2 separate regions of the Homo sapiens genome follow, and region 1 is linked to region 2. A link is a loop called in an ENCODE intact Hi-C map of the cell type or tissue named here. Cell type or tissue: PC-9. All regions are shown on one strand. Links, peaks and the distances in the headings refer to the core of each region. The heading gives the core; the rest is flanking DNA.

What was found. A loop is a pair of places that touch in the nucleus more often than their neighbours do. Peaks named below come from ENCODE experiments on the same cell type or tissue, not always from the same donor. Only the 100,000 strongest peaks of a DNase experiment are listed, where the experiment ranks them.
Region 1: a loop joins it to region 2, with 3 times the contacts of the local background. A loop is called at or near these places in 18 of 110 quality-filtered maps.

The regions. Positions count from the first base shown.
Region 1 is chr2:46,867,950-46,880,241 of GRCh38, forward strand. LOC124906004 (a long non-coding RNA gene) reads left to right here. Exons shown (of 2, transcript XR_007086310.1): 2 at 6,894-7,371. Among named protein-coding and RNA genes, the nearest start is that of MCFD2-AS1, 25 kb to the right of the region's middle. RefSeq lists enhancers at 4,001-4,295, 5,451-5,950, 10,664-11,164, 11,165-11,665 and a silencer at 4,001-4,295. In PC-9, for the core only: a CTCF peak has its summit at 9,047 (motif pointing left); DNase peaks (open chromatin) are centred at 5,862 and 9,002; H3K27ac peaks cover 446 bases.
Region 2 is chr2:46,771,634-46,783,925 of GRCh38, forward strand. No RefSeq gene overlaps it. Among named protein-coding and RNA genes, the nearest start is that of LINC01118, 39 kb to the right of the region's middle. RefSeq lists a silencer at 10,117-10,411. In PC-9, for the core only: CTCF peaks have their summits at 5,280 (motif pointing left) and 5,480; DNase peaks (open chromatin) are centred at 5,278 and 7,998.

The DNA of each region.
Region 1 (12,292 bases), core at 1,709-9,708, 96 kb after region 2:
CCTACCTTGGCAGAGGCGTCGGCCTTCCTAATGGGCTGAATCTCCCTCTGCCTCTGAATTATGTTCAACTCGACAAATACTGACTGGGCCGATCAGCATGCCTGGCTCTGTGCTGAGTGTCACTGAACTCGAGGAACTTCCCTCCAGGAATTCTGAGTCTAGTAGAATAGACAGGCAATGAAACCTTACTGAGAGAAGCGCAGGGCTGGGCATGATGGCTCATGCCTGTAATCCCAGCACTTTGAGATGCTGAGGCGGGAGGATTGCTCGAGGCCAGGAGTTCGAGAGAGAAGGGCAAGAGACAAGGTCCATGAAGGGAAAAATTCACTCCATCAGGGAGGTCAGGGATGGTTTCATAGAGGAGATGGTTCCTAGGTTGGATTTTGAAGAATGAATAAGAGTTCGACAGATTGACAAGGCACGTAAACTTCTCTAGGCAGAGGAAATAGAATGTGCAAAGGCACGTCGTTACGAAACAGCATAGTACAGAGGAAAACTGCAAGGGTCTGAACTGAAATGAAGACAAGAGGAGCACCAGGAATGAGGCGGAGCGGCACGTGGGAGCAAAGCACACAGGTGTCCCTGACCACACGCCTCCTTCCTAGCGCTCTCCTGATGGGATAGTTAGTGGTCCCTCAGCCCACCCAACCCGACCTAAAACAGCTTCCAGGTTCCAAACAGCATCTCTCCTTCTGTCTTGGAGGCCCAGAGTTCTGTTTCCCATAATAAGAAGCAGGAAACTGAGGACCTGGGAGAGATGAAGGGACCCACCCCAGGATCTGCCAGTGCAGCCCCTTGGCTCATCTGTCCTGTGGCTCATCTTCACCTATCTTCCCTTTAGACCCATGGCTCTCAACAGGGGGCACCTTTGACAAAGTCTTGAGAGGATTTTGGTTTTCATGATGGGGTGCTACTGGCATCTAATGGGTAGAAGCTGGGGATTCTGCTTCCTGAAATGCACAGGACAGCCCTCAAAACAAAGAAGCCTCCAGCCCAAAATGTCACCAGTGCCAAGGTTGAGAAGCCCTGCTGTAGACAGGGGTGTCAGGGGTGTCAGGGGTGGTCCTGCCCACAGAGGCCAGAAGGAGCCCAGATGCCTGAGCAGGGCTCCCCGGAAGGCTCTCTACTGATGAGAGTAATTCTGATAATAGCAATAGTTATAGTCCATGTGCCCATGTCACCAATGAGGCTTAGAGAGGCTGTGAACTACCCAAGGTCCCTCACAGGCAGGAGCAGGGCCAGACCTGAACCCCCCGTTTCTGGCCTCCTAGGCCAAGCTCCCTGTGTGCCTCCTGGACAGTGTCCCTGCAGACTCCTGAGTCCTCACTGAAGGTCAGAGCCTGCCCGAGTTTGAGGAGGTCCTTCTCTCCCCCTTCCAGCGTCCCCAACTCCAGGCAGCCCATGGGCTAGGGGATTTTCTTCTTCTTTGGAACTTAGCACATGTTCTGAGTCTCTGACACTGTGGCCCAGCAAGGCGTCTGCCAGGAGCAGCTCCGAAGCCCACCCTCTTCCAGCCTCACTCAGGGCATGTGGCGACTTGTTCTGTCTCCAGGACATTGTTTGTGCCCCACTGTGGCTCCAATTTTATTTGTTTATAGACCAGATGAGGCCTGCATTTGCTGTCGTTTTAACCCTCACCCTCAGCTCTCCCAATTCACTCATCTGCTGTCTGGAGAGTCCCCCTCCCTTCTTCCCTCCTACTCTTTCCTTGCCCCTACTCCATGCCTGTGCCCATATCTTGCCCCTCCCTCTGCACCCTGAAGCCCTGCTCAGCTGACCTGCCTGCCTCAGACCCCCAGGGCCCCTTTGCCTGGCTGGCCTCCCCCAACTCCTAAGCCCAGGACTCCAGGGCACTGATCCCAGAGCCCCAGCAGCGCCCAGCCCCGAGTTTGGCAGTATCTTCTGAGTGAAGGACTTGCTGGCTGTAACGGAAACCCTCCAGCAGATCAGTCCATGTCCAGTTGGAGCACAGGCCCACAAGCTGGGCTGTCTGGGTTGGAATCCAGCTGCTCCCCTTCCTGCCCTGGGACCTGGGGCAAATTCCTTCACCTCTCTGTGCCCAGTTCCCCATCTATAAAACATAGGTGGCAATAGCAGGGTTGTGGTGGGATTCCAGCTGCAAAGTCCTTTGAGCAGTGCCAAGCACAAGATAAGAATGTGTTGCTATTATTATTATTATCATTATTATTATATGCCTTTGTGCTCACTTTTGAAGTCTGAGCACTAGAGTCCTGATCTTTGGCCACCTAGGGGTCCATGCAGGGGTGAAGACCACGCCCTCTCCTGGCTGGATCCCAGGTGAGCATCACTGAACTCCTCCGCCCAAGGTGCATCCAGTGCTGACTGGATGAGAGAAGGAAGGGGGACAGTTTTGATGGCAGAAGCCATTCTATTCCTCCTCTTAGCACATGCACCGCTCCGAGGAAGATCCAAGCAGCTCTTTGCTCCTGGACACGTAGCTCTAGGAAGGGTGAAAACCTGGCCCTGATATTGGTCCACAGAGAGACCATGGAGCTCACTGCCCAGTCCCTGGAGCCCATCTCTGTTCCTGCTCTAAGCCCCTGCCTGCTTCCCAGCCCCACCTTCCCCTCCTCAGCAGTACCCAGCCCCTCTGGTGCCTCAGAAGCATCCACAGCTTCCCACGGGGCTTGTGAGCCTGACTCAGAGGCAGAGGGGTGGGGGCATCAGAATCTGAGCCTGGGGAAGGCCAGCCTTCTGCTCCAGGCTGTGACCGTCTTCACTCTTGCCTTTGGCTGTCCCTGTGTATCTGAAACTCACACAGCTCACCGCAATTTCCATCTCCTGCCACAAGTCCTCCCCCTGGTCAATATACCAGACTTCTACCCCCTCATCCCAGAACTGTGATTCATCTCCTACCCACCCTAGAACCAACTGTTGGGCCCTCTCCCATTCTCAACCCCAGGAGGCGCTTTGCCCTATTCTCTTCCAGTTCCTGCGCTTCCTACCCATCCTCATCCTGCCCACCTCAGCCATCCCACTCCATTCTTTTATTCCTCCCCTCTGCCCTGTGGCTCCTCTTTTATCCCCCAGGAGCTGGCCCCACGGAAGACTACCCATCACCAGGGCAGTACTGGGCGGCCACTTGTAGGGAAAGTGGGGAGTCTAGTCCTTAACCATCCTCAGGGCCTTGACATCAAGCCGTCCAACCTGCAGGCCCTGGCTTTTGAATGATCTATTACTAATGTTGTTTTTGTTGTTTAGCACTCTCTTATCAAAGAGCTCATTTATTCCTTGCAATAACCCGGCAGTTAGATAGACCAAGTCTAAGGCTTCTCTTGTGAGTGGCCCCAGTTGGGAGGAGTGTGAAGTCCTCCTAACACCTGCTCCCAGACCATCTTGGGTTCCTGTTGCCAATTTCAATTAATTGCTATGAAGGATGAGAAACAGGATGCAGAGAAGTTCTATCTTCCCTTTAAGACCGAGAATACCCTGAAGGCATTGCCTGAGGATATCTCAAAGGGAAGGACCACATCTCCTCCACACCAGGACATCCCCAAGCAAGGCCTTGTCTTTCCTTCTATCTTCAGTACTCAGTCCATAGGACTATATTAAGACCCCCAGTTGGTGCTTTTTCTGGGTGAGTGACTAGCAGAGAAACCTAGCACTCATTTCCCCCTCTGTCTCTTTCTCTCATAAAAATGCTTTTATTTCGTTCTGGGGATGGCCTGACAGTGGGGCCCTGGGGCCCATCTGCTGGAGGAAAAAGTCAGTGAGGGACAGAACAGCACAGCTGCCAGTCTGGCTAGACCTCCTCTCTGAACTGGAACTCCTCCGGAGATGAGTATGGGTGTGATGGGCCTGCGGCCGAGGATGTTGAGGGGTCTCCACCAACTCTCCTTTCCTGATCAGGTTAATACTCGAAAACAACTTTCATCTCTGCTTGGCCTCAGCCCAGTCTTTTCCTTCTGCCCTCCCAGCATGAGTCCTGGAGCCTGAAAGAGACCACGGTTGGGAGAAGATGTAAGTAAGGAACTACTATGGCCTCCAGACCTGGTCTCCTTCCAAATCTACTGTCTCAGGCTGTTCCCTCTGGCCCATCTTCCTTATCTAATAGGTCTAAAGCTGCACTGTCCTTCAAAGTTAACCTCAGACTTCACCTCCTCCAGGAAGATTTCCCTGAATCTAGCCATGATGCTGTCTCCCTTCTCGGAATTCCTGAGGTCAATAGAGTCTGTACCAGGAATCTGCTGCACGCCATGTGCTCTGGTTAAGCACGCAAGTTATTAGGGCTGTTCACAAATACTCCAGCCCTCCCTCCTCTGGGCTCTTGAAAGGGGTTACTCCCTGCCCACTTGAAGTTAGGCCGCGCCATGTGACTTGCCACATGAGCGGAAAGGATGAGTGTTGCTTCCAGGTGGAAACTTTTAAAGTCAGCATACTCTTTTCCATGACAATTGTCCAAGTGCCACATAATAGCTGCTTGGCCCTCTGGCTGACTAGGACAGGCTGAGCACCTGAAGATCTGTGATGAACATGTCATTGTGAGCAAAAAAGAAACCTTTGTTGTTTTGAATCAGTAAGATTTTCTAAAGCTGTTTGTGACTTAGCATAACCTGGCCTGTCCTATGTGATGCATTACGTGAGCAACCAGGATCTCCCTTGACAAGCTTGAAGTTCAGAAGAAGTTCATATTTTCTCCTAATTTTCATTCAAATTAGAAAAGCTTTTGATCCTAACCTGCTAAGACTGGTAGGAAGTAGTCTTTCTCCTGGAGTTCTCACTCCTAAGCATTCACAGGCTGTTTAGTGTTACTATAAAGGAATACCTGAAGCTGGATAATTTACAAGGAAAAGAGGTTTATTTGGCTCTTGGTTCTGCAGGCTGGGAAGTTCAATAAGCATGGGGCTAGCATCTAGCATTTGCTCAGCTCCTTGTAAGGGATTTTGTGCTGCATCACAACATGGTGGAAGGTCAAAGGGGAGGTGGACATATCTGAAAAGGCAAAGCCTGAGGGGGATCCTGGTTTTGTAATAGCCCACTCTTCCAGGAACTAATCTGCTCTCATCAGAGTGAGAACTCACTTATTGCCTTGGGAACAGCACCAAGCCATTCTTGAGAGCTCTATCCTCAAGACCCAAACATCTCCCACTAGGCCCTACCTCCCAACACCACATGGGGGATCAAATTTCAACATAAGATTTGGTGAGCACAAATCACATCCCAACTATAGCAGGCCTCTAGGATGGCTTTCATGGATCATTTGAATCTGTCTCCCATTCCTCCTTCTCATCCTCAGTTACATTGGTCTTCCTGTTCGTCCTTTGTTGAATAAATAGTTGCTTTCCCAGCTCCACAACTGGGACCCTGGACAGGCCCATCTCCTGGTGGACATGCTCACCAAAACCACTGGCAGGGCAATGGTTTTGGGACTACAAAGTGCTGGGATTACAGGCGTGAGCTACCGCATCCAGCTGATGATCGCTTTTAAACTGGCAGTTTCTGCTCCCCCTGAGACATTCCTCCCCCTCAACACTCCAATCTTACTTTGCACCATCCATGGATTTCTGAAAAGATGCCAGGAAATAGATTGTGGGGAAATTATCCCCTGTTCTGAATTTCCAGTGAAGAGTGCTGTGTTGCAGCACATGTTCAGTAAATCATCTCATAAAGTAACACCCCCACCACCACCCCATTGCACAGATCTGGTGAATTCCTCTAAGCTCTCCCCTCCCCTCCTAACTGAATGAGCTCTCTCCCTCCAGGCTCCTCTGGGTTGGAGGTGGAGGCCAGGTTAGGGAGACCCCCATCATTGAAGGTTTAAAAGGACAATGATGAGACATTTGCCATGAGGACCTGAGGAGCCGCAGGCCTGTTAGTCACAGGCGATGAGTCACCCTGCATTGTTTGTGCTGGTGATCCTTCGCAGATGCAGGCAGACTGCAGGAGGAGTTGAGTTCCTCCTCTTGCTCTGGGTGTGTGGACTGGTGCGTGCACATGTGTATGCACGTATGTGTGTGTATATGTGTGTGTACATACACACATGTGCTTGGGCCTGCAGCCCAAAGTGCACATGGGACAGCCTATATCTGGGAGATTACTATTTCCTAACACATTTGGGGTAATAATTACTGTCCTTCAATCAGAAGCTTGTGTGTCAAAGATAACAGGGCACATGGGCTGTATAGGCATCAGTTTCTGGTTGGAATCATCCCTTTGAGGTTGCATGGAGATTTAGGGGCTGTCCACTCAGCACCCCACTCCACTCTTTTTCCCTGGGAAATGCCCTCCACCCACCAGCCCTCTTGGTTAGAGCCACAGAGACTTCTGGATCTTGTCCATACAGTGTCTACCTCACCTGGCCACAATTTACAAGGCCAGGAGTGGGCATTAGACATGGAAAATTGGAATTGGGACTACAATTCCAGCCTTGGACCAACTGCGCTGGCTGGAAGCCATGTAAATGGAGGGCTCTGGGTGGCTGTTTTCCCCACTCTGCGAGCTGGAAGCAGAAAAGTGCTGCTGTGAGACAGAATGAATGTCTAGATGCCCAGACACCCAGAGAAACTGAGCGGGCAGCCTCTTCCTCTGTCCATGCCATTTGTCCCGTTTTAACATCCATCCCCCGTCCTGTCTGCATCCTTCAAGATCAGCTCAGGGGTTACCTCCTCAGTGAGGCCTTCCTCTATTTCCCCACGGAGGGCACCTCTTCCCCCTCTGGGTCACCTCCCTCTTTTCTTACCAGTCACGTCAAGGTTATTTTTGTTTCCCCCTAGAATGAGCTCCCTAAGGACAAGAACTCTGGCTCTGTGACCTTTCTACACTTAGCAAAATGCATCGCACATAATGGTGCTCATAAATGCCTGGGGACTGATGAATCCAAACAGCTGTGTCCTACGGCCAGTTTTGACCTTGTCTCTTTCTCTTCTTTTTAGGAGGAAAGAGCCAGGCTTAATCTTGGTCTCTCCTGTCTCTGTGGAAGCCTGAATTCCCCTCGGTTTATGAGGTAAAGAATAGCTGGTCTCCTTCACATGCTTTCCCGACCCTATCCTGGATAAACTGAGGCAGGAAGGCATCTGCTTTCTACTCCAGTGATGTTGCGGCCGGGATGCCTTCTGGGGAACTCGAATGCTGCAGGCAGAGGGGCTAGTTTCTGAATTGCTTGTGACATGTTTGGCTACCAGTGACCAAAGTCCTCTATGGCTGGCATTCTTTAGTTTAAAGAATCGAGGGTGTCTCTTAAACCAGGGATGAGGGCCTTGGAAACCTTCCAAAAATTTTTATACAACGCGGGTACATACAACTTTTTACAAATATGAAATCATACTGTACATCCTTTCTTTTGTGACCTATTTTCATTCAATAACATTTTACAGTTTTCATGTTAATAAACCTAGCTGTACATTACTGGTACATACTAGTTACTGGTACATTGACATTTATGACCAGTTGTGTTTCCATGGTAAGGTTGTGTCAGAGCTGGATGCATGTGCCCTGTTGTTGGATATTTATCTTATTTGTCATTTTTGCGTTGAAACAACGCTATGAATGAATAGTGTTGTAAATGCGTCTGGACTGATCGTCTCTACTGGATAAGTTATTTACAGTGGCATTGCTGGACTAAAGGGTAGACATTTTTTTAAAAAGTTTTCTGATGCATAACACTGTCAAAAGACAAAATTAGGCCAGGTGCAGAGGCTCATGCCTGTAATCCCAGCCCTTTGTGAGGCCAAGGCGAGCAGAGTGCTTGAGGCCAGGAGTTTGAGACAAGCTTGGACAACATGGTGAAAACCCATCTCCACTAAAAATTAGCCAGTCATCGTGGTGTGAGCCTGTAATCGTAGCTACTCAGGAGGCTGAAGCACAAGAATCACTTGAACCGGGGAGGCAGAGGTTGCAGTGAGCCTAGAACATGCTACTGCACTCCAGCCTGGGTGACAGTGTGAGACTGTCTCAAAAAAAAAAAAAAAAAAAAAAAAAAGATAAAATTACATCAAATCTAGTTTAAAGATCTTCATTGTTTTTTATTTGCAATTCATGAATCTGGCAACACCTCTTCTGGAATGAGTGTTCAAAACAGCTGAACAGAGGAGACTGGCTTTATAGACAGAAAAGGGCTGAGGAAAGGAGACACAGTGAACAAAAAGTGGATCTCGGTCATTTTAAAGTTACTCTCCTTATAGGGTTAAAACAGAGGCTTGTTTGGCAATCTGGCTACTATCTTTCACTCTCCTGATTTCTGGGAAGGTCAGATAAACAACTTATTTTTGGCTTTCTGGGGTGGAGCTTCAGCACGAGTGACTCCATTTTGGTTTGGTCTGTCCCATCCTAGCACAGGGGCTCAGTCCTAACCAATGGGCTCTTCTAAATGTATTTGACAATACCTAACCACCAAGAAAAGACTGTACCAGTGAAACTCTTGGGCTCTTCTAAATGTATTTGGCAATACCTAACCACCAAGAAAAGACTGTACCAGTGAAACTCTCGGGCTCTTCTAAATGTATTTGACAATACCTAACCACCAAGAAAAGACTGTACCAGTGAAACTCTCGGGCTCTTCTAAATGTATTTGACAATACCTAACCACCAAGAAAAGACTGTACCAGTGAAACTCTTGGGCTCTTCTAAATGTATTTGGCAATACCTAACCACCAAGAAAAGACTGTACCAGTGAAACTCTCGGGCTCTTCTAAATGTATTTGACAATACCTAACCACCAAGAAAAGACTGTACCAGTGAAATTCTTGGGCTCTTCTAAATGTATTTGACAATACCTAACCACCAAGAAAAGACTGTACCAGTGAAACTCTTGGGCTCTTCTAAATGTATTTGACAATACCTAACCACCAAGAAAAGACTGTACCAGTGAAACTCTCGGGCTCTTGTAAATGTATTTGACAATACCTAACCACCAAGAAAAGATTGTACCAGTGAAACGCCTCCCTCTCCAGGAGCCTATAAGAGTGCACATTCCCTCACACCTGCACCAGCACTGGCCTCTATGATCCTGCAAATGCTTTTAAAGGAGTCAATTCATCCGTCATAAGAAATAAACATTGCCCTCTGCTGCTTAAAATATAGCTTCGCAGGAGAAAATCCAAACTTCCTGGGGAGGGACTGACATCTATTGAACAGATTCTACCACATGTCAGGCACAAGATAGGTCTGCTCTCATTCAGTCCTGCAAGGTAGACATGATTGTTCTCATTCAGATGAGCGAGTGAACGCTTAGAGAAGTTGAGTAATTTGTCCAAGGTCACAGAGCTAAGGAGTGGCCAGAGTTAGGCTCTGACCTCGTCTGAGGACAAGGTTCATGCTCTTTCTCCATGTGGCTTCTGTCTCTCCATCTATGACACAGAACCATCTGGCCCCAACTCCCGTCTTCCAGCCTCACTCCTTCCTCCACCCAGCCAGGTCCCCGCGCGGTAGCCACACTAGTGCCTTAGAGGAGAGTGTGCCCTGTGTTAGCCCAGGCACTGCTAGATGGTGGAATCAGAGAGATTTTAAGATTCCTTATCAGTATTTTCTACCTTGGCGATATTTTACCTATTTAATAAACAAATGGAGGGTTTTTTAAATTTTAAAAAAACCCATTGCCAAGATTCTCTTGGAGAAAAGATTCTCTTGGAGAGTTTCCTGATGTCCCCCAGACACGCGCGTGCACAAACTCTCACACACACACACACCACACACACCCACTCACACACATACACACCACACACACACCCACTCACACACATACACACCACACACCCACCACACACACCCACTCACACACACCACACCCACGCCCACACACCCACACCACACACACCCACACACACCCACTCCACACACACGCACTCACACACACCCACTCCACACACACCCACTCACACACATACACACCACACACACCACATACCCATACACACACACCACACACACACATGCACACACCACACACACACCACATACATTACGCACACACCACACACACACCACACATACACCACACGCATACACGCATACACACCACACACATACCAGACACACCACACACATACACATACACCACACACACCACACACATACCACATATACACCACACACATACACACATAGATGCACACACACATACACAGACACACCACATACACACACATACACATCACACACATATACACACACCACACACATACACACATACACACCACACACACAGTCCACGCACACCACACACCACACACATACACACATCACACATACACACCACAAACACATACACACACACACATACACACCACACATACACACCACACACATACACATGCCACACACACACACACATACACAGACACACCACACATACATTCACATGCCTCTGCCAACACCACACACACACATACACGCCATACACACCACACACTATACACCGTACATACACACCACATACATACACACCACATACACATACACACACTCACACACACACATACACAGACACACCACACATACATTCACATGCCAGTGCCAACACCACACCCACACACACATACACACACCATACATACATACCACACACATACCACACACCATATACACCACACACACCACACACCATACATACACACCACACACATACACACCACACATACACCACACACCATACACATATACACCACACATACAGACATACACACACTCACACATACACGCACACCACACACACATGCACACACATCACACACATACACAATACACACACCACACACATACACATATACTCACCACTCACACACACCACAACACATACACACCACACACATACACATACCACACACACCACACAGATACACACACACCACACATACACACATTCACATACATACACACACATATACATACACACCACACACATACAAACACGCATACACACACACCACACCACACACACACACACACACACACACACACAGTGTCCGCCTGGGCTGGGTGGGCTACAGGCTGTAGGCAGAAGAAAGCAGAGTGCCTCAGAAATATCTTGTGACCCTCAAAGGCCACAAGGGGTAGCTGGAGCCAAGCCCGCCCCAGTCAATTCTCCCACAATAGGCTACTGTCCTTTAAGCATGTCCAAGAGCTACTGCTGGTCTCTGTCCCGCAGGGCCCTGACTTCCCCCGACTCAGGCCAGCTGTCTCCAGCACAGACCATCCACCAGCCAGGCCCGAGGGAAACAGCTGGAACCAAATGACTGCAGTGCCTGCCGCTAAATGACCAGGCCTTCCAAAATAAACAAAGGAAAGTCAAGGGAACCAGGACTGCCAGCATCAACGAGGGAGTCGGCTGAGAGCAGTGAGGTGGGGGCAGAGCCTGGGAACATGTTGCTGGCGGGGGTGGCCAGGGCAGTGACAGGGACTACTCTAAGAAAAGTCCCTCAGCCAAAGGGTAGACATTGGGGAATAGGATGGAGGGCAGGGAACTCCCCCGCTATTCCCACATCCACACACATATACCAGAATGTACACTTTTTTGGAACTTCTGCAATATATTTAAGGCTTAGAGGAAATTAGGCATATATTGGGTGGATATGTAGATGGATGGATAGATGGGTGAGTAGGTAGGTGGGTGGGTGGGTGGATGGGTGGATGGATAGATGGATGAATAGATGGGTGGGTGGATGGATGGATGGATATATGAATGCATGGGTAGGTAGATGGATGGATGGATGGATGGATGGATGGATGGATGGATGGATGGATATATGGATGGGTGGGTAGGTGGGTAGGTGGATGAATGGATATATGGGTGGATATATGGATGGGTAAGTAGGTAGGTGGATGGATGGATGAATGGATGGATGGATGGATGGGTGGATGGATGGTTGGATGGATGGATAGATGGATGGGTAAGTAGGTGAATGGATGGATGGTGAGTGGATGGGTGGATGGATGGATGGATGGATGAGTAGGTGAGTGGGTGGATGGATATATGTCTGGGTAGGTAGATGGATGCATGGACAGATGGCTAAACGAAGCAATGAATGCATGCATTTATGGGTAATGAGTAAATAGGCCCAGGGTTTTTATTTAGGTCAGTAACACCAAGGTGAATCAAGAGGCATAAATTCATACTTGTTGAATCCTTAATGTCATTTTTTAATTATTCAGAAGAAGAAAATTGTTCTGGCCCCAAAAGTTTGCAGTAGCACTGCTTCTAATACAGCAAAATCAGAGTGGCCTGAGCCATGACCTGAGCTGCTGAGTAAATTAAGTTAAAATTTAAATTGTGCAGCTATTCAGATGATGTCTAGATTAGTAGTATAGAAAAGGGAACCACATTTCTGAAAATAATATT
Region 2 (12,292 bases), core at 1,774-9,773:
CTTCCTTTTACAACAGAAATTTCTGGGAAGATTCCCAAGTGTCCCTTTTCATCTAATTTCTGTTGGTCCCTCCTTCCTTTTACACACTTGCTAGTTGTTCCTGGGAGCTCCTTGAAGGCAGGGACCTTACCGTCCTGGCCCTTGCTGCATCCTGAGAGCCCAGCCCAGTGCTCGGCTTATGGTAGGCCCTCAGTAAATATTTGTTGAAAAATGAATTAATTTTCAAAAGTAATATTTAATTATCTACTGTATAAATATTTTAAAGGCATAAAACATGGTCTTTTGCCCTAAAACTAAATCGCTTCAATTCAAAATAATTGAAAGAATAAGATAATATTATCTGCTAGTTTTACCTTGCCTCATGTCAAAAATTTTAATTAAAAGTAATGCTTTGGCTGGGTGCAGTGGCTCACGCCTATAATCCCAGCACTTTGGGAGGCCAAATCACTTGAGGTCAGGAGTTCAAGACCAGCCTGGCCAACACGCGGAAACCCCACCCCTACTAAAAATACAAAAAAATTAGCTGGGCGTGGTGGTACGTGCCTGTAATCCCAGCTACTTAGGAGGTTGAGGCAGGAGAATCCTTGAACCTGGGAGGCAGAGGCTGCAGTGAGCTGAGATTGTGCCACTGTACTCCAGCCTGGATAACAGTGAGACTCTGTTGCAAAAAATTTAAAAAAAAAAGTAATGCTTTATTCTTTTATTCTAACTCTAGATTCAATCACCTGACTACCTTATAGTTAAAAGTCTTTTCTGACCTTATTAATTTTGAAATTGAGACCCAACCTTTTTAGGCCTTATTACTTCATTCTACTGGTTATATACCCCCTTTAAACCATAAGAAATGGGATTCACATCCTTTGATTCTATAACTGCTAGAAGTTAGAAGATCTGTTTTACTTTGAAATGCCTACCATTTGTTGAGAAGTGGGAACTGTTGTGTATCAGGAAATGAAGAAAAGTAGTTCTACCTATTAACAAAGTTTTCCCCCCAAAAAGACAAGAGACAGTGGGACATAGGTAAAAGTCCACATAGCTGTCACTCCTGGATGTTTCTGTTTACACCGGATGGATACCAGAATCATGCTTTCATTCTCTAAGGCAGCATGTTTAGAGTATTGGAATATTGTCCTTAGGACCTAGATGGAGAGGCTTCTAACAGGATGTCCTGAAAACTATATTACACTTATAAGAAATGCCTCCAAACACCCAAACACAGATCAAGTGAAACAAAGTGGTCTTTTGATTTTAATGGTTTGTGACTTCTAGTGCATGTTTGTCCTTAGGTCCTGGTGTGTCACAGGTGCATGCTATTCCATGCAGAGGCACGTATTTCTTCCTGGGCTTATGCTTGTAATCCCAAATTTAGGGAGGCTGAGGCCGGCAGATCACTTGAGGTCAGGAGTTCAAGACCAGCCTGGCCAACATAGCGAAACCCTGTCTCTACTAAAAATACAAAAATTAGCCAGGCATGGTGGTGCACGCCTGTAGTCCCAGCTACTTGGGAGGCTGAGGTGGGAGAATTGCTCAAACCTGGGAGGCAGAAGTTGCAGTGAGCCAAGATCGCGCCACTGCACTCCAGCCCGGGTGACAAAGTGAGACTCCGACTCAAAAAAAAAAAAAGGCCAGTTGTGGTGGTTCACGTCTGTAATCCCAGCACTTTGGGAGGCCTAGGTGGGCAGATCACCTGAGGTCAGGAGTTCAAGACCAGCCTTGTGAAACCCCGTCTCTACTAAAAATACAAAAAGTAGCCAGGCATAGTGGCGTGTGCCCGTCATCCCAGCTACTTGGGAGACTGGGGTAGGACAATCCCTTGAACCCGGGAGGCAGAGGTTGCAGAGAGCCGAGACCACACCACTGCACTCCAGCCTGGGTGACAGACTGAGACTCCATCTCAAAACAACAACAAGAAAGAAAACCAATGTCATGTGAGTTACACAATCAAATCAGAAAAATTTTGAGGAAAGAAGTAAATAATCTTAATCTCTTTATCTCTGATTCTCTGGCTCTTTGGGTGACTAGTTCTTTTAGGTTTAAAAACTTTATATAGTCTTTGATTCTGTGGTAATTTTATTCTGCTATCAAGTGAAAGGATAAAATCTAATGGCCCAAAATATACTTAATTTGAATTTTTTGGTTAAATATATTAAGTGGCTAAAAAAATATCATCCATCTGGAATTTCTGAACCTCACATCTCAGGAAAAGGATATCTCATGCTTGCCACCTCTATGTCCAGTAAATGACTCCTCCAAGAAAGAACTTGGCCCAACCCTTGAAAGCTCTGCTCTAGTCCCCACCATTTGTAACAAGAAACACATTCAGGTGTGGCAGTTACGTGGTCTTTGGCCTGTGCCTTTTTTCTCTTGTCTCTTTCTGGAATTAGGAGGACTCACTTCTTTCCTCTAACTGATACACACCTCAAGTCACTTGAGCCCACTTCTCAACATACCCTAGGTTCCCATCAGTTTAGAACAGTGCTTCTCAAACTCTTTGGTTTCAAGACCCCATTACATGCCATAAAATTATCGATGACCCCAAAACACTTTTATTTGTGGATTTACCTACCAATATTTATCATATTAAAAATTAAAACACAAATTAGAAATATATATTTGGTTATAAATAACAATAAGCCCAACATACATTAACACAAATAACATGTTTTTGGAAAATAACCATTTTGTAAAACAAATGAGAAAAACAGCATTGTTTTAATCTTTGCACATCCCTTTAATATCTGGCTTAGGCTGGGCACAGTGGCCTATGCCTGTAATCCCAGCACTTTGGGAAGCTGAAATGGGAGGATCACTTGAGCCCAGAAGTTGGAGACCAGCCTGGGCAACATGGCAAGACCCAGTCTCTACAAAAAATTAAAAAATTAGCTGGGCATGGTAGCATGAGGCTGTAGTCCCAGCTGCTACTTAGGAGGCTGAAGTGGGAGGATTGCTTGAGCCTGGGAGGTTGAGGCTGCAGTGAGCCATGATTGCACCATTGCACTCCAGCCTGGTCAACAGAGACACTGTCACACACACACACACACACACAAACACACACACACACATCTGACTCAATAGAAGACAGCTGGATATTCTTATCTGCCTCTGCATTCAATTTGTTCCAATACATTGCTTTGGTTAAAGAATATGAAGAAAATGTGGCTTCACATATATATGTAGTTGGAAAATGAGAGGCGTATTTTGATAGCCTTTTCAAATAATTGTGGGTATTCTTCAGTGATATTAGAGCAAAACTTGACAAATCATAGTTTCTTAAAGGCCAGTTGCAAAGTAGAATCTGAAACCCTATCACTGAACTGTGAAAATGTATTACATTAAAATGCACTGGTCTATCTTGTTCTCTGAGTGGATTTTGTAGCATCATGCATTGCATTGGTCATTTAGAAAATACTGGTTCACTGAGTCACACAGTTCTCCCAAATTTTCAGTCATTTCAGTATACAATATTTTTTTAAGTCCTATTTATTAATAGCACCACTGATCTCATCCTTAAGTACTGGGAAACTCATAATATTGGATACAAATTTCCCCCAAATTCCAATTTTTGGTTGAAAACTCAGATTTTATCATTAGCAACAAATACTGTCTATTGTTTTTCTTGACACAGAGTGGTTGGAGTGCAGTGGCATGATCAGCCTCAGTTTCCTGAGTAACCGGGGCTACAGGTGTGCGCCACCAAGCCTGGTTAATTTTTGAAATTTTTTGCAGAGACAGAGTCTCGCCATGTTACCCACGTTGGTCTGAAACTCCCGGCCTCAAGCAGTCCTCCAGCCTTGGCCTCCCAAAGTGCTGGGTTTACAGGCATGAACCATCATGCCTGGCCCCAGGATATTCTTGAGTGAAGCTGGCTTGCTTTTGCTTTTGCCAGGCCATAGCAGTAACAGTTAACTCCTAGTATACTGATTTCATTGATGCTAAGGCATGACTTTTGCTGACAATTGCTTTTGCACCATCCATGCACATTTCAACACAGTTGTATCAGGATAAATCATAAGATTCAAAAAGTTATTCAACACTTTGACTATTTCAGCACATGTGTTTGTTGCCAAGCATTTATGTAATATCTTCAATCATTAAGTGGGGCTGATAAGAACAAAAATAAGAAAAATAACAAATACAGTCATATCTGTAGATGTGTCCATTTTGAAAGTACAAGTGCAATTCTGCAGATGGTATATTAGTCTTCATGTTTATAGTGAAATCCGAAATTTGACAAGGTACCATGTTTTGGGGAAGTGGCACTGGTTTCTTTTACTAACTTGTCCTTCAGCAGGCATTGAGCAACGTCAACTGTGTAAGGCTTTGTCATTCAGCTAGTATATGTACTTTTCCAGCCAATGCAATATGATAACTCACCCTGTAGGATGCTTTGGTGTCTTTTTCATTTCTAGTTTGAAAACATGAAGAAATATTTAGCTTTTAAAAAGCTCATATTGTGTACATTAAAAATATTTTTCCTTTATACTCTTATCAGTCTCAAAATGACAATCTGAAATTGTTTTGTTGCATAAGACACAATAAGGGGAATTATTAGCATCCACAAAGGGAGGGGAAGATATCTTTCATTGTGTTTTCATTTCTTCATCCAGTTTTTTTTTTTTTTGAAGTTGATCCGCCCTTCCATGAGTCAGGGAACTCTGATATTTCAGGTTCAGGTATGTCAGCATCTTATATGTAGATGCTACATGTGGGAATTGAGAAAGCAAGCCTTCTCATCTTTTGTTTTTAAGCCAGTGATCTATCCTTAATGATAAGAAAAATATTGTATAAATAACTTTTCTCTTTATTTTAGAATATTGAACTCTAAAGCAATAACAGTTTTAGATGAATTTTTTAAAACTTATGAAGTTTTGAAAAAAATTTAAAATATTGCAAAACAACACAGTATATTATTTGTTGTTGAGTTTTCAAATAGATGCAAGGGAAATTCGGGATTTCAAAGCAACAATACATTGGACAATAATGAGGTCACAGAAATTATAGCAGGTATAATGAAAGATAGATACTGCAGTGAAAGTATTAAGAACAAACTGAGTTAATCTCCGAAAATGCACATATATATATTCTAAATCTACCACCTTAGAAAATTCTAAAAAACACAAGAATACAAAAAGCACTTGTTGCCAGAACAAAGTATCCTATGTCATGTAGCCTCTGGAAGCTCTACCATATTCTTGAGAAAGGATGAAAGTAAGAAAAACAAATGATGTCTTCATATTATTGTAAAATAGTTTCGACCTCACAGTCCTCCTGAAAAGATCTTAGCGCCCCCTGGAGTCCCCAGGCTACATCTGATGAATCACTGGTCTAGGGAGCCATCAGTTTTAAATGAGTTTAAATTGTCTTAAATATGCTTATTACACTTTCTTTATTTGATGCACCTTGTAGAACCTAAAATTAGATTTCAGGAGCTGCTGACGCTTTGAATGAAGTAAGAGATATCAGAGGTTAACAATTCAAGAGCCATGAATTCTCATTTTGATCCATTAAATCCTTCTACCTTTGCAGCATGAGTCTAGAAGCCCTGATTCAGTCCTTGTTAAAAAGCTGGAAATAGGCCGGGCGTGGTGGCTCACACTTGTAATTCCAACACTTTGGGAGGCCGAGGCGGGCAGATTACCTGAGGTCAGGAGTTCGAGACCAGCCTAGCCAACATGGTGAAACCCCGTCTCTACTAAAAATTAAGAAAAAAAAAATTAGCTGGGCATGGTGGCATACGCCTGGAATCCCAGCTACTCAGGAGGCTGTGGCAGGAGAATTGCTTGAGCCTGGGAGACGGAGTTTGCAGTGAGCTGAGATTGTACCACTGCCCTCTAGCCTGGCCAACAGAGCAAGACTCTATCTCAAAAAAAAAAAAAAAAAAAAAAAAGTTGGAAATAGCTGTTTTGCTGTTGATAAATGAATGGATTTAAATTTCCACATGTTGCTTCTCCAGATCATTTCATGATCATTCAAGTGGAAACCGCAGCAATTAGAAGTGTTGCATATGGTTGGAATGTAATCACTTTACATTTTGAGCGTTCCTTCTAAAAGCAATTTCTTTTGATTCAATGTAAAAATTCATAAGTACATATCAGGCACCCATACTATCCAGGTACTAAAGGGAATACAAAAGGTGCACATCCTACTCCTCAATTATTAATTTTTGCGGCTGGACGCGGTGACTCATACCTGTAATCTCAACACTTTGGGAGGCCGAGGTGGGCAGATCACCTGAGGTCAGGAGTTTGAGACCAGCCTGGCCAGCATGGTGAAACTCTGTCTCTACTAAAAATACAATAATTAGCTGGGTGTGGTGGCACGCACCTGTAATCCCAGCTACTGGGGAGGCTGAGGCAGGAGAATCTCATGAACCCAGGAGGCAGAGGTGGCGGTGAGCTGAGATTGCACCACTACACTCCAGACTGGGATTTAAGAAAATGTGTAGTTAAATATTGCCTAAAATGCTCGAATGTAGGTTATAAACAATGAGAATAGGGCCCATGAAGAGATTTTCGTTTTTCACAGAGGTGAGACTTAAAAAGGCCTTGAAGGATAAATAGAAATAGAAGCAGAGTAGAAGGGTTATTCCAGGAGAATATTAGTTTGGATGAGGGCACAGAGGCAGGAAGATGGAGCTTAGCTTGAGGGAATGGAGGTCACTGGTGCTGTGAATATTTGCAGACAGCCATATCCAGAGCTGAGAGGTGAAAGAACAGACTGGAATAGTTCTTTTCTTTTTCACTCTCCTACCTTATTTGCTTTTGGTTTAGCAAGGAGGATCGAAAGTAAACCAAGAGAAATGGTGGGGGGCAGCAGAGGGAGGTGGGAGGGAAACTCCAGGATGAGTTATGGTCAGCCAAAAGAAGCTGTTGAAATAAAATGACCAAGAGTTAATGCCTTTATAGACGCAGGGATGCACAGCCTAGATCCCCTTCCTCTAAAGGACTTGCTGCCCATCCACTGAAAGCTTGGTCAGCAGCCAGCCCCCAGCTATCGGCTCTTTCAGGGCCTGCCTTGTTGCAAAGGGCCGCCTCCCTGCAAAGAGCTGCCTTGCTCAAAGAGCTGCCTTGCACTAGGTCATGCTCTTCTGGTGGCAGCTTGCATCCTGTCACAGAGAGGCAGGGGTGTGAAAGCACAGCCATCTCATTTGCTCTGCAGGACAATATCCACTCCAGAGTTCCTGCTAGACTGGCCAAGACCTTGTTGCCATTCAACTTCTTTCCCATTCTACTCGCTCCCTCCTTCCTTCACAGGTGTTGAGCCCTAATAAAATTTTGCACCCGAAATTCTGCTTCATTATCTGTTTCTGGAGAACCCAACCTGTAACATTTTCCCAGCCAGGGCTGAATACACACACACACACACACACACACACACACACACGTGCTCTCTCTGTATATATGTTTCTGTGTATGTATATATGTATGTATATTTTTAATTACTTTTCTCCATTCAATAGTATACTGCCTATCAATTATTAGCAAATTGTATTTTCAACCTGTTGGCTTATTTATTCTAAATATAGCCATTTTCCTCTAAAGAGAAATCTTTGTTGCCAAAAGAATTTTATAATGGCAAAATCAGTCATTTTCCCCACTAATCGCAATGTAATTTTGCCCATTTTGAGATGGGCAAAAATCATATGTTCAGAACAGTAAGGTGAGACAGAATCAGCTAATTTACTGATAACTGTGGGCACTACCTGAACTGACGTATCATGCTGCTACGCACTTTAGTACCAGGCTCTCTGGTGGCCAGTTCTTTGCAGGATAACGTGGAATAATGCTTATGTAAAATATGACTTCCAAGACTAATTCTCAACTTCAGACTCCCCACTCCCAGCATTATTGCTTTGGCATTAGTAATGTTAGTCAGAAATATGAGTAATTCTTGGCAAGAATGGGAAGCATTCAACTTGTAACTTCAAAAAGACATTATCTGAAAGGTTGAAAGCCAGTTTCTAATAGTACCTGGTATCTTGGCTTCAGGGCTCACAGCAATCCTGTGGAGAAAGTATGAGTTTCCCATTTCAACAAAGAAGGTGAGGCTTAGAGGGAAAGGAAGTTGCTCAAGATTTGCTCTGGAACAGAGCCAGGATTCCCACTCAGATCTTCGACTCTGAATCCTGCAGGCCTTCACCTGTGCGAGCACTGAGCGCCTGGCTGCCAGCTCCAGAGCTCCTCTGGGGCCTTGGTCAGTGTGGTGTTGTTTATGTCCAGCACACTTTCCGTTGGTCTACTGGAGGACAGTTCCTGTACAGGCAGATGACTTCCTTCACCAAGGACCTGTGACTCTCTCCCTGAGGGCTTTCTCTGACATCATCTGCACATGGACAGCTTAGACTGAAAGTTTCAGGGGTTCGATGCCTTCCAGAGGCACCTCTCTAACAATAAGAGCCCAGATTGAGTGGAAATACCCCAGCTTCCTTACCACTCCAGCCTCCATGCCCTTAGTGGCATGATTCCGAGGTGCATCCTACACTGACTCTTGGTGGCTCCCTGGCCAGAGCTCATTCGCGTGGCCCTCAGCAGCTCTCCTCCTTCCCTGGCTGTCTTCCTCACCACCTCTCCGTGATTCCAGGAATCAGCTCCCGAATAAACGACTTGCACCCGAATCCTTGTCTCAGGGTCTGCTTCTGGGGGCACACCGAGGAAGACAGCAATCCCGTCCTAAGGTTTTGCACATCTGAGCCAGAGGGACCCCCTGGGACCGGGTCTCAGGGCTGAGTTTTGGAGGAGTGGGAGACACTCAGGGTGCGGCTTGAGGAGGGATGAGGTGAGACTTTGAGGTCGGCAGATGGCATTTCTGGCAGGCGCCTAGCATGGAAGGTGTGAGAGGAAGAGGGAGGTTGGGGACAGTGGACATCCTTGGGGGTGGTGGGGAAGGAATCAGGGCTGGGAACCTGCCTCTGTCAGCAAAGGGAACTGTGCCAGTGGGCCCCAGGACCAATGCCAGGGAGGCCACGTTCACCCAGCGGCTCAGCCAAGTCTTTTTAAGGAGTGGAATGGGAAATGCCGTTTACTGGCTTGCTGTTGGCCCAGTATTTATTGTTTTACATTTTTGCCCTGGAATTTCCATTGTCCTTACTCCTTAGAGGAGACTACACTTTTGCAGCTAATAAAATATGTTCTCCAGGTTAAATGGCATTTCAGCAAGTGCCATCATTACATTTTTCAGCACCCAGCCACTTACATAGCTCTTCCATTTTGTCCTGATAAAATCACCCTGTGCAGTGAGCAAGGCGAGGGTTATATGCCCGCCTCTGCGATGCTGGCTAATGTGCTCACAGCGCCCCAGCTATGAGTAGCATGGGTCGGGGGAGTGCACAGAGCCTGTCAATGTGGCTTCACTCCTGCGGCAGGCCCCAAGGGTGACAGCCCTCTGCTGGCGGACTCAGAGCTATTCCAGGAGTAGGCTGGGCTGGCCCCACGAGGGGCAGAAAGCCAGCGCCTATAGATGCAGCTCTCTTCTACCCATCTGTCCTCTCGAGCCCCCACTGCAGCCGGCTGGGCTTTCCAAGTCCTGTTTTTTTCCATTGATTCTAGGGATGGCAACGTTTGGATAGAACATCAGAGCTCGGTTGGTGCCTGGGCAGTCATGACCGTGGGCATGGGCAGGGCAGCATGGTGACGTGGGGCTGGGCTCAGGATCAAATGAGACAGGCCTGAAATCCATCAGAGCCTCTTAAAGCCTGGACAAGTGGCCAGTTCTTTGAAGGGTTTATATCTGTATTGCCTAGTGCAGCTTCCAGATGTGTGGTTTAGGATGTTGAAAGCACTTGTTATTGCTTGTGTTAATATGATGAAAGCAATACTAATAAAGTGTAGTCTCTGAGGCTGATGAATGTGATCTCTGAGGCTGCTTTCCCCAACCTTGGGGAGGTGGGCTGTTGGGTGGCCATGTCAGATTCAGTTCTGGCAGGATGCTGGGGGCCTTCCGGCAGCACCGATGCCCTGGCTCAGAACCTTTTGCTTGTTGCTCCCCAGGGGTGGTCAAGGCCAGGGAGCAGCTCCAAGCCTTCCTGGCAAGGCTAGCTGTGGAGCCGGAAGCGGGGACCCTGCCCCATCCATCCTCCACAGACTCCAAGTCCTTCCAGGCCTGGCCCCGCTGCTCAGTCCTGCTCAGTCCCATGTGGAGGGAAAACTCCGAATCCTAGAGTGGCCTGAAGTCTCCCAAGTGGGGAGCAAGGAGCAGGCAAATTGGTGCCCTTTCTACTGAAATATCTGCTTCTTTGTCACATCCAACAACTCCAGGGAATTATGACCTTTCTTGACCAGCATTTTCCTCTAACCTTTCCATCTTCCTCCCAGGAAAGTGAGGACTCAACAATACAAGTTACAAAACCCTTCTGCTGGAATCAGACCAAAAGGAAGCTCTCTAATAAGAATCTATTGTGAATGTTGTGCTGTTGTGCCTAGATCTCCACAAGGGCACAGATGACTGGGAATTCACATCTCTCGCTCCTTTTAAACCCTCAAGTCTGAGTCTAGCTGCTGCCATACAGAGACCGTTTCCCTGTGAAGCCTCTAGACTTGCCACTGAATTGACCTGCCCTGTAGAAAGGACATTTCTCTTCCCTTTGGATAGAGTATTGTGAGAAGGCTGTCTTTGAAGCCTCAGAAGAGTGGCTTTTGTCTCCTTTGTTCCCATAAGGAAAAAGATGTCAGATGAGAGGCCAATCTTTTGTCACCTTCCCAGAGACCACCCCCATAGGAATCTGCCCCTCCTCCCCTCTTAGCTGTAACTAGCTAGATCAGGGTGCGCTCTGACTTAAGGGTAGCCTCTCCCAAGGCCACTGAGTTGTGGCCTGGAAAAAGATGATCTGGGCCTCTTAAGATTCATCCTTCAGGACGTAAGTTTGGGAAACTGAGCGGCTGTTGACATTTGAAGTGAGAGCCAAAGCAGAAGGATTGTGGTGCAGAAAGCAGGGAAGCAAAGAGAAACAGGTCTTCTCCATGATGGTCATGTGCAGGTGAGGGCATGAAGTAGCCAGGAGCAGAGTCAGGAGAATGGAGTAGATGCTCAGAGAGCAGGGTCAATGCTCCACACGTTCCTGGAAAGGTGGGAATGTGGCCCTAGCCAACTCAGTCTCAGATCCCACGAGAGCCACCCAGGCCAAGGCTTCTGTTCTGAGACACCATCTCTTTAACATAGATCCCTGCACAAAACCCCTCTTTTCTGAGCCAGCCCAAGGAGGAGTCTCTGTTTCTGAACCTCCGCTTATCAAGGGCAGGTCTACTGGCTAGTTGAGGATAATGCTAGAAACCTGCCTTGTCCAGTGCAGTAGCCACGAGTTACACGTGGCTCTCAAGCACTTGTAGCACTATGGCTGGTCCAGACTGAGATGTGCTGTGAGTCTAAAATTCACACTGCACCCTGAAGACTTACGGCCAAAAAAAGAAGGCAAAATATCTCACTAATAATTTTTATATATTGATTATATTAAAATGAGAATATTTTGGATATATCAGTTTAAATAAAGATATTATTAAAGTTAATTTCACCTGTATCGTTTTACATTTTTAATGTGACCACTAGAAAATTTACAGTTACATATGTGGTTCACATTATATTAAATATTTCTATTGGATACCCTGCCTTATACTGAAATACCCCAGAAACAAGAACTGTAGATATTTTAGTAATTACATTAATTAGTTCCAATACTGAAATTGAAGTCTCAAGGAATCAACACACGTAATCTCCTGCCTCCAGGCATGCTGAGCCTCAACAAGTCCAGCTAAAATGGACCTTCTTCTAAAGCCCCTCTCCACCCCAGGGAAACCCTCTCACCTGCCCCCAACAATTCTCTTCATGCCCGTTGCAGCTGCCGTGCCATAGTTGCTGTTAGCCCTAGGTGAGATTAAGTATGTAATGTTTATCATTATAAAGACCCATCACAGATTTTATTATTAAATAACCTCACACTGAATTTACACAAGATGGAGATTAAAAAAAAGAAACAACCTGGGATGTGTCATAAGATCCAAGGACACAACCAGACTCTCAGCCATGGGATGGGGCTCTCTCCATCTTTTATCTGTGTACCTCTTAAAGCACCTGCTCCATTTGTCTCTCTGCCGACCAGCAGCCTCTGCTTCCCCAGGGCGGGAAATGTGGAGACTGCCCCCCATTTGACAGAGTTGACAGCTCACAGCTCCTTTTTTGCAGAGAGACACCAATGCTACTCTAGTTCCCACGTCCAGAGGTCCTGGGGAGGGATTCATGGCCCAGCTAGAGAGAACCACTATGGCCAGGAGCCAAGCCACATAAGAATATGACTGTCCCCCTC